2 separate regions of the Homo sapiens genome follow, and region 2 is linked to region 1. The links are chromatin contacts, found by Hi-C or POLR2A ChIA-PET in ENCODE. All regions are on one chromosome and are shown on one strand. Each heading gives the region's core, a stretch centred on a gene start or an enhancer-like site at or near the end of the contact. The rest is flanking DNA. Distances are from core to core; before and after follow the strand shown. Region 1 overlaps LOC124904963 (a long non-coding RNA gene). Region 2 has its middle 110 kb from the start of LINC01747.

Evidence for each region. Hi-C counts contacts between places; a loop is a spot of excess contacts on that map. ChIA-PET counts read pairs that join two places held with the same protein, here RNA polymerase II (POLR2A). Pooled maps may share reads with other maps.
Region 2: a loop to region 1 is called in a map of endothelial cell of umbilical vein, with 4 times the contacts of the local background. The contact joins two enhancer-like sites. A Hi-C loop is called at or near these places in 8 of 168 maps with a recorded cell type or tissue (Caco-2, K562, PC-9 and 5 more) and 7 of 50 pooled maps. POLR2A ChIA-PET finds 5 or more read pairs at or near these places in 2 of 52 experiments (BJ and CD4-positive, alpha-beta T cell).

What each region holds. Positions count from the first base shown.
Region 1 is chr20:22,689,854-22,694,686 of GRCh38, reverse strand. LOC124904963 (a long non-coding RNA gene) reads right to left here. Exons shown (of 2, transcript XR_007067729.1): 2 at 2,977-3,223. Among named protein-coding and RNA genes, the nearest start is that of LINC01747, 6.9 kb to the right of the region's middle. RefSeq lists a silencer at 2,783-2,882. Within about 2 kb of position 2,851, at least 2 of the 41 ENCODE cell types and tissues checked have a DNase peak (open chromatin) inside an H3K27ac peak, as active enhancers do.
Region 2 is chr20:22,793,692-22,798,524 of GRCh38, reverse strand. No RefSeq gene overlaps it. Among named protein-coding and RNA genes, the nearest start is that of LINC01747, 110 kb to the right of the region's middle. Within about 2 kb of position 2,449, at least 14 of the 41 ENCODE cell types and tissues checked have a DNase peak (open chromatin) inside an H3K27ac peak, as active enhancers do.

The DNA of each region.
Region 1 (4,833 bases), core at 1,602-4,101:
ATCCAACATGGAGCCTCACTCCTTGGAGCTGAGACTGGCTGAGCAGAAGGACCAGAACCCCCAGCCTCTGCTTACAGCTCCCCTAGCATCCTTCTCTCGGGTTCTGTGGACCACCCCCAAATATGACCTCTGAGGAGCAGACCTTGGCTCAAGGAATGCTTTGAGTTCCCCAAGAAATAGAAGTTTTAAAAAATATTATGTTAAATATTTTGTTTTAAAAAAAACAACATAGAAGCTGCCCCTTGTCCTCAGAGATGGCACGAACTTTAGTTCTATACATGAGAACTACAACTTGGGGAGGTGGAAGTGCTTCCTGGGTCCAGGAACCAAGAAATAGGGCACAAGCAGAATTGAGCTAGTTGGGTTAGTACCCCAGGCAAGAACAGGGTTATGAGGATATCTGGGTAAAATATGGGACATCTGACCCCCAGAACACGCTGGACAACACAACCAACACTGAGGCTGACTTTACTAAGCTGGGAGCTGCTGACTGATCTTCTCGTGGCCTGGGATGGGTGCTCCCAGTGCCTGGGGAAGAGCCAGTCCTGAGTATGGCAGCTCAGCAGGTGGATGAGGTAAGTGTGGGGACCAGTAGACCTTCCTTTCAGACAGAGAGGTAGATGGATAAACTCCAGGGAGGGGTGCCTGCCTGAATAAAAATATGAAACCTGGAATGGGTAAGAAATTAGCTTAGGTTCACACGGAATCAACCCAAATGCCCATCAATGATAGAATGGATTAAAAAATGTGGTGCATATACACCATGGAATATTATGCAGCCATAAAGAGGAAAGAGGTCATGTCCTTTGCAGGGATGTGGATGGAGCTAGAAGCCATCATCCTCAGCAAACTAACACAAGAACAGAAAACCACACACTGCATGTTCTCACCCATAAGTGGGAGCTGCCTCTCTACCCTGAATGCAAGAGACCCTCATAGTTAGACAATATCATTGCCCCTATTCAGCCTGAAGAAGTTACAGAAGATGGATCTTTGTCCCTCTGCAACCCTTAGGATTAAGGGCTCTCTTATAAAAGGGAATGTTAGAGGCATGTGAACCAGAGCAACTTCATCTTAAACAGGAGCTGGGTAATATGAAGCTGAAACCTACAGGGCTGCATTCCCAGACGGTTAAGGAATTCTAAGTCACAGGATTAGACAGGAGGTCGGCACAAAATACAGATCATAAAGACCTTGCTTATTAAAAAAAAAAAAGAAAAAAGAAAAAAAATTAGCCAGCCAAAACCCACCAAAACCAAGATGGCGACGAGAGTGACCTCTGGCCATCCTCACTGCTACACTCCAACCAGCGCCATGACAGTTTACATATGCCATGGCAATGTCAGGAAGTTACCCTATATGGTCTAAAAAGGGGAGGCATAAATAATCCACCCCTTGTTTAGCAGATAATCAAGAAATAACCATAAAAATAGGCAACCAGTAGCTCTAGGGGTTGCTCTGTTTACGGAGTAGCCATTCCTTTATTCCTTTACATTTTTTTTTTTTTTTTGAGTCTCACTCTGTCACCCAGGCTGGAGTGCAGTGGCATGATCTAGGCTCACTGCAACCTCGCCTCCTGGGGTCAAACAATGCTCTGCCTCAGCCTCCCGAGTAGCTGGAATTACAGGCGACTGCCACCACGCCCAGCTAATTTTTTTTTCTTTTCTTTTTTTTTTTTTTTTTTGTACTTTTAGTAGAGACGGGGTTTTGTTTCCATGTTAGCCAGGCTGCTCTTAAACTCCTGACCTCGTGATCCACCCCCCTCAGCCTCCCAAAGTGCTGGGGTTACAGGCGTAAGCCACTGTGCCTGGCCTAGTTTCTTAATAACCTTGCTTTCACTTTGCAAAAAAATAAATAATAATAATAAATGGGAGCTGAACAATGAGAACACATGAACACAGGGAGGGGAACAACACACACTGGGGCCTGTCGTGGGGCAGGGGTAGAGACAGCATCAGGATAACTAGCTAATGAATGCAGTGCTAAATACCTAGGTGATGGGTTGATAGGTGCAGTAAACAACCATGGCACGTTTACCTACGTAACAAACCTGCACATCCTGCACATGTATCCCGGAACTTATAATAAAATTTAAAAAAATAAAATAGCTTGGGTTCATCGGTGGTTTCTACAAGGAACCAGAGTCCCACTGTCTTTGCGTGGATCACTTACTAACCTTGATACTCAGAGCTAGGGCAACAGCATCTTTAGAAACAAAAAACAAGGAAAATGGCTCAAAATGTGATTCACTTTTTTTTCCCAGGCCCTCTTTCCTCTCCAAGTGCTTGCATTTTGCCTCCATCTTTTCTCTTCCCCATTGTTGGATATTTTCACCGTGCTCATCTCAGCACTGATGGAGAGAGGAAGGAAGAAGGGCTGTCTGGCCATGCCCAGCCATCCCCACCGGGAGAGGATGCCCAAGGAGGAAGCTTCCAGGCAAGCTTTCTGGGAGCTGGAGGAGTTAGAAGATGAGGTTCTTCATCTTCATATGTTCCCTGCAGGCTCAAGGTACTGCTCGCTGCTTGCAGGAGGGACAGGGAAGCCTGAACACCACGATAACCCCAATTGGGGTTATCCGGCAGCTGCCCCACACCCTGGACATGCCGACAAGGAAAAGAAACACCGGGAATGTGTCTCCCCTTAGTCCTGCCTCTGACCTAACCTGCTGTTGGTCAGAGTTAGAGGCTGTGCACATAACCAGCTTCTCCATCAGGCCTGAGCTGGGGGTCGCTTGAGACTTTATCCAGCTCATTGCTCGCGCCTTGGCGGAGCCGGCCATTGTTAGCTCTGCCAGGGCCTCCGGCTGAGGCCGAGCCGGTAGGGAGCTTGTGCCTGTGCGGCCGAATGAACCCTGAAACGGCACCCTCTGCTGCCCTCTACTGTCAAATCGGCTTAATTGCAGACGGCCTAAGCGGCTGCTTCAAAAGGGAACTAGAAGAGGGTCCTACATTCAGACACGATTTTGCTTCCACCTGCTTTTATGAATTTTGCATCATTTTATTGGCATAGATAACCTAAATGAAAACATTTTACTTAAGCAAACCTCAATGACATTCCCTAGGACCCAGGGTTTGCCTTTGACCTAGGGCACAAACGTCTTCCTTCTCAGTGTCTGGCAGAGGGTCTAGCAGCAGCAGGCCTGGCTGATGGTGCGCTGTGAAGCTTTCGCTGATGTGCTTAGTAAGTGCCGGGGCACACATTCTCATTTAAAGCGCCTGCAAATCTGTGCAATAGAAAAACACATCCAGTAGCCAGAAAACGTGTGAGCCCTGATCTGAACTTAGGTCTCCTTCGAGGGCTTCCAGTTTTTTTGTGCAGAGTCGCTGGACTCATCTGGAACGCTACTTGATTAAAGTTTGGGAATTTCTGATCCTCCCAGAAAGCAGATCAACCACCAACTAAGGCTTCAGGCTCTATGGACCACAGGCACCACCGCTTCCTCCTTAACAGCTGGTGGGTGGCTAGGCAGACCCACTCCACCACACTTATGTGGGACCACCAGCCTGGCATTTGGTTGCTTGGCCCAAATATCAGGGCTTGTTCCATCCACAAAGACACACTGCAGCCCTGCTACATGCCAGGCACTTCTCTGGGAGCAGGGATGGGACAGCAGTCAGAGACGCGAACTCTACCCCCTAGGGTGCTGGCAGCTTTTTCGCCAGCTCTTCAGATGCTTCCGTATGGTGGAACCACATAGCGCTCAGACAGCTTGGCCGTCAGGTGGTTTATCTATAGCCCTAAAGAGAAAAACACACCCATTGTCCACAGAGCTCACTACAGACAGTCCAGGAAGTGCTCCCTGGCATGCCTGCTTTCTGGGCAGTTTGCACAGTTGATCCCGTTCCCCTCAGGTGGAGAAGCTTCAGGGTCTAGGGGAATGAGGCAGAGCAACAGTGGAAGGTCAGGGGACAGTGAAGTGGGGTCACTCCCAGGTGCTGAGCTCTGGCAGCCACTGGCACCAGAAGGACAGACAGTAAAATAAGTGATATTTCCCAAGCATACAGAGAGTTATTAATTAGAGTTAGCTATTTACCAGCTAAGTGCTGAAAGGGTCCATGGTAATTAAAAGAGCTAATCAGATTTTCAAAGGGCACCAACACCATGTAAACATAAGGGGATTCTACGTGCTGTTCTCGGCATGTCATTTGAAGCTGTTGGGGTGAGGGGTTGTGGCTGTTGACTCTTCTAGTAGAGAAAGCACCACCCTGTTGGCTGCTCACCCCTAGAGAAGGATGGAGGGACCTAGAATTAATGCCAGGGCCTCCCAACAGGTGCTGCACACACATTTGCACTGTTGTTTGTAAGTATATACAGCTCTTCTGGCTTCTGATTTTGTTTTAGCTTTAATTATCCAAAGTGCTACTAAGTTAATATCAATGTTTTTCTATTGCCTTTTTCTCTATCAGTGGTTACGAAACATGTGTCCATCACGTGTTGTTTGCCTTTAGATCCATTTCACAACCGCCCCCTGCAAACGCTGTTTTCCAGGCTCTCTTGCCTACTGGCTTCCATTTAGGTTCATCCAACGGGAAGTGATGTCAAGAGATGGAGGTGAGAGGAAGAGGGAAGTGAGAGCATTTCTCTCCTCACCCTGACCCTTCACCTCTGATTGGAGTCCCTGGTGGGAGCGGCCCCTCCTGGACCGGCTGGGTGTCAACTCCAGCTCTAGCCAGGTGACCCTTCCTTAGACCCGGTTGCCACTGCGAGACTCAACTCCAAGTTCTATCTTGGCTTCTCCAGATTTAATCTTAAGAGCAGCTGCAGCTAATTTCTGAGGTTTGAAAATAACAGTAATTCACATAAGCAGGTTAATGAAATACAGGAAATGTATCA
Region 2 (4,833 bases), core at 1,200-3,699, 100 kb before region 1:
TTGAATTCAGTCAAGTAGATAATAACGGTGTTTGGGGGATATAATTTGCTGAACTATGCTGTCTTTTTTTTATCAAAATCATTTTTTTTCATCACTTCTATGAGTAATGAAGAGAGAAAGTCAGCTTCAGAATTGCTGGGTTTCTCCTGACTCTAGTATGCGTGAGGGGAGAGGTGGAATGGGAGGGCAAATAAAAGTTGAGGTCAATTTGAAATTTGGAATGACCTCTGCTGTAAAATTTCCAGAAAAACAAATTTAAGACTCATTCATTAAATTAGGGAAAGCACCTTCAACTCTAATTTGATCTTTATTTTATCTTCTTGGAATTTTGACAGTCATATTGAATTATGGCCAGATCTTTAACTCCTATCTGGGTTAACCCTGGGAAGCAGGATCCACAAGAGATGCACGAGTTGTTCATCGAGCCAGTCAATTGCTCAGCAAATATTGATAGGGTTGCCCTCTGTGCACTAAGGGCTATCCTATATTCTGACAGCGAGAGGAAGCACCTCTTCATGGGCAGTACATGCCTGTGTAGATACGTAATAGCAAGTCAGAACACAGCTGAGCAAGGGAAAAGCCGAGGTTGCAGAGAGAATCTGGCCTGTATTCTCTTACGCAGGCCAGAAACAGGAGACATGATGGAGACAACCGCTGGAGAAGGGCTGTCTGTGAAGGTCATCTCTAAGCTGATTCTGAATGACCCAAAATGAGCTAAGAGGGCACAGATTGGAGGATCATAGCAAACAGAAAGCATTGTTTGTGCAAAGGCCCTGAGGCTGCAATAAGCATGTCGCATTTCAGACCTGAGAGCAAGTCAGGGTTGCCAAACATAGAGGGTGGGGATCAGGAAATGGGTGTTCAGAGGGAGGTCCATATCCCAGGGGGAGAGGGGTTAGAATTCATTTTATATTCTATGGGAAGCCATCAGTGGATTCTAGACTGATTACCATTTTCAAAACTTTACTCTGAATGTTAAGAGGGGTGATTAGATTGTAGAGGAGCAAGAAGCACAAGCAGAATCCACTCTGTCACCCAAGAGAGAGATGATGATGTCTTGGATCAGTGGTGCAGATGCAGCGGCCCGCTTCACATCTATTTGGAAGATAAAGTGAGTAGGATTTACTGACATCAAAGGTGTCTCAAGAATAACAACCACATTTTGTCATATAAGGTATCTGAAGTCCAGGAAGAGGTAATCTCAGAGATATGAGTTGAGAACTTGCCAACTTTTACAGGATGTCTAAAAACCAGTGGAGTGCATGAGGTCAGCCAGGAAGCATGTTTAGAACAAAAGGAGAAGGTGGCATTTTGTATTCTGCATTTGGAAGACGAAGAGAGGTAGAGGACAGCAAGGGAGATGAGAAGAAGTGGCCAGTAAGATTGAAGCAAAATGGAGACATCATGACATCATGAAAGCCAAAAAAATAAAGCATTTAAAAAATATTAATTTGGAAAAAAAAATATTAATTTGGGGAAGTAAATTCCAGAAAAAATGTTTGTGCTTACTAGTGACCACTCGTCACCAGTGACTGGTGTGAATCAGGCTGGTATAATGTCAAGCAGAAGAATATGCTTGAGTGGCTCCCTGTGCTGCCATCTTGTTCTCAACCCCACAGGCCCTGTGATTCTCCACCCTCCTTGCACTGTTCAGATTTTCTGCTTTGCACATAGAACACATGGTTCCATTTCAACATTTGCTTATTTTTCTCTTTTTATTCCATCCTCGTATCTCTGGAAAAGTGAGATTTGGCATAGTTAGCATGCAGCAAATGTTTTATTGGCTTCATGATCTCATGGTGTAACACTCGGGTTTAGTTGAAGAATCTCGAGTCCCAGTGCATGCACTTGTTGGGAGAAAATTTCGTGGTCAGCCAATAGTCATTCCTGTTTCATTTTACATGTTTGCTCTTAAGAAAACATTCTCTTATGCAGGCCAGAAACAAAGAAATATAGGAAGTCACAGGAGAATGGTTTTTGGAAATGATTCTTATTCAGACATATGGTATCATTCCTAACCCTGGATTGTTTTCCTCCTGCATTTGCATTTCACCTCTCTAGAGCTAATCTCTTTCAGTATTTTCTTAAAACCCACGTATGCTAAATGATAAATGCTGGTTAGGAGCAGAGTTGTTTTTGTGTTTGTTTGCTTTCCTGTTTTGTTTTTAAGACGTGCCCTTGGTATATAGTGACTAGATGGTTAAGTTCACCAAGGAGTCTCCCTGTTAGAACCGATTTTGTTTCTACATATTTTATTATTATCTTTTGAGGAGAAGCATATTTTTGTGGTTGCATAGCGTTGACCACTTGCTTTACTGATGATCCCTTAACTGGTGACACAAGGCATGTGATGTCATCAGGGAAAAATGCCAACCTCCAGCAAAACATTAGCTTCTCTATCCATGTTTGAGCAACTTGGAAACAATTTTCCCGATATGATTCAACTACAAAAAATTAACAACACAAACATTCCCAGTGGCGGCCTCTGCCCTTGTTCTATGGCTTGGCCTTTGCTTAGGAACGTGGGAGCCACTTGCTTCCCTGGGAAGTCTGAGGCAATTACATTACCTTGAGCCAGACAAAGAGAGACAAGAGACAAAGACATTTTTCTCTCACAGGCTCTGCCTTGCTCTCTTCTAAAGAAGAGTGCACTAACACTCCTTTCACTTGGTTTCTACTCACAGATTGTCACTTCCTCTCAGCGCTTATGGACCAAGGGACATATTGGAAGAACAAGACTCTGTTGCCTTGCCGTAGTTATTTGCACACAGATCATCAGCAATCTCCTTGTTACCAAACCTCATGGCCCCATCTCAGTTCTGCCTTCACTGGTGTCTCTGTAGCATTCGAAGTTATCTGACTCCTGGCTCTCCTCCCACCTCTCTCCTCCTTCACGAGCTCCCTTCCTCTGTCTGCTTCTTCAGTGCCTGTCTGGTTAAGTTCCTGACCTCAGTGTCGTTTCCTCCTCACAGTCCCCTTCTGGTGACATCCACTCCCATGGCTTCTCTCTGACACTTTGCTGGGTCCCCTGTTGGCATGCCAGCCTTGCTCTGTCTCTATACTCATCACATAAAACTGTCACTGGACTGGATGCACCTGGATGCATCCATTCATTTGCTTATTTACTTGCTCGTCCATTTAATTAATAGCTATGAATGCTTACTTGGGAGTGCAAATAAGAAGCACAACCCCTTTTCTCACCCACTGAGGCAGTGTTTGTGACCACAGCTACCTTCAACTCAAAATGGTCATCATAGCTCAGTATCTTGGGCCTTAAAACTGCTCACCTCTATATGAATGTTCCCCAGTACTCAAGACCTCAATCCAATCAATTCATCTCCAAACTCCGGCAATTCTATTTTCTGTTTCTTGAATTGGTCACTTTCCTTCATCATAATTTCTGCTACCACCACCCCTTGGTGAAGCTACTCCCAACTTTTGCCTGAATTAAGGTGACCCCACCCTTCTATATTCCTCTTTGTGGCTTTCTATTATTGTCTTAGGATAAAGTCCAGTTTCCCTAATCTGGTGTCTGGGGCTCCTAAGACTTGTCCCTACCACCTTCCCAGCTTCCTGCCTGGATGTTCTTTAATGAGATGCCACAGCAGCCACACCACAGACTCCTTTCAGTTGCCAGCATGCACTTGGCTGTTCTTTCACCTGATGCCTTTGCACACAGTGTCCCCCCGACTCCTCTTCCCCACTGCACTTCTGACCCTTGGCTTCTAGTCTTTTCCTTCCCCTTTTCAGTTGTTCTGTTGGTTTTCCCTTTTCCCTCCATAATCAGCTTCTCTTTTCTAACTATGCTCACTCTCCAGGTGATGTCATTCAGCCTCAGCACTTTAAAAAACATCTATACATTAATAACTCTCACTGTTATTCCCTTGCTAACTCCCACTTGTCCCTTAGGTCTCAAGTTCCACATCACTCTCTCTAGGATGCCTCCTTTAATTCTTCAGGACTGAGGTTTGGAAAAACCTCCAATTTTCCTCAGTCCCCACACTCACCCTTAACATGACACATTGTGTCATAATTGCAGTCTGCCTTGACCATGTGATATGCTGTATAAAGGCAGAGGCTCCATTTTATTCTTTGTTCTAGCACGGTTCCCAGCTCATAGGATATGCCCAGCAAATATTTGTTAAGTTGATGAATGAGATAACCTATTTTTAAGCCAAGTCACCTGGCAGGTTGTCAAGCAAAAGAGTATGCACTCTTGGAAAGGGTGGGGAACTATGAAGGAATGAAAATGTCCCCAGTGCCCTCTCTAAGAAGCAGGAAAGAGATTACACAGAGTGAGCCCCTGTTCTTCTTTCTCATCTAGAAAAGGATCACATTATCCTTAAAGCCATTTAGGAAATTCCTGAATACTGAAAAAATATGTGAAAGAAGAGAGCTCAGAGAAAGCAGCAGAAATTAGTTCTGCCTCTTAGCCCCCATTCACAAAGCAGGGATCTCAAAATTACCTACTACTATTTATCTAAGCTCTTAGATTTTTGTTAGAAATGCCCAGTTTCTCTAGAAATTAAATGTCAGAGTTGGCTGGACTTGAAGTTGACCAATTCCTGGAGCAGTTTTAATGTACAAATAATGGAACTTAGGAAGAAGTTGTATATTTAAAATACATATTTGCAAAGTCATTGTAAAGCACCTTTAAAATATGTGTTAACTGTTTTTTAACTGATTTTTGGGTCTTAGACTTCTGCACTATAAGCTTTGCACCAAAATACATTCCTAGGATAAAGAAATATCAGTTACACCATCAGAAAAGCTGCTCACTTTTTTCTACTTGACCCAAAGTCTAGGCAAAAGTGCCAGAGAGTTGGATTGACA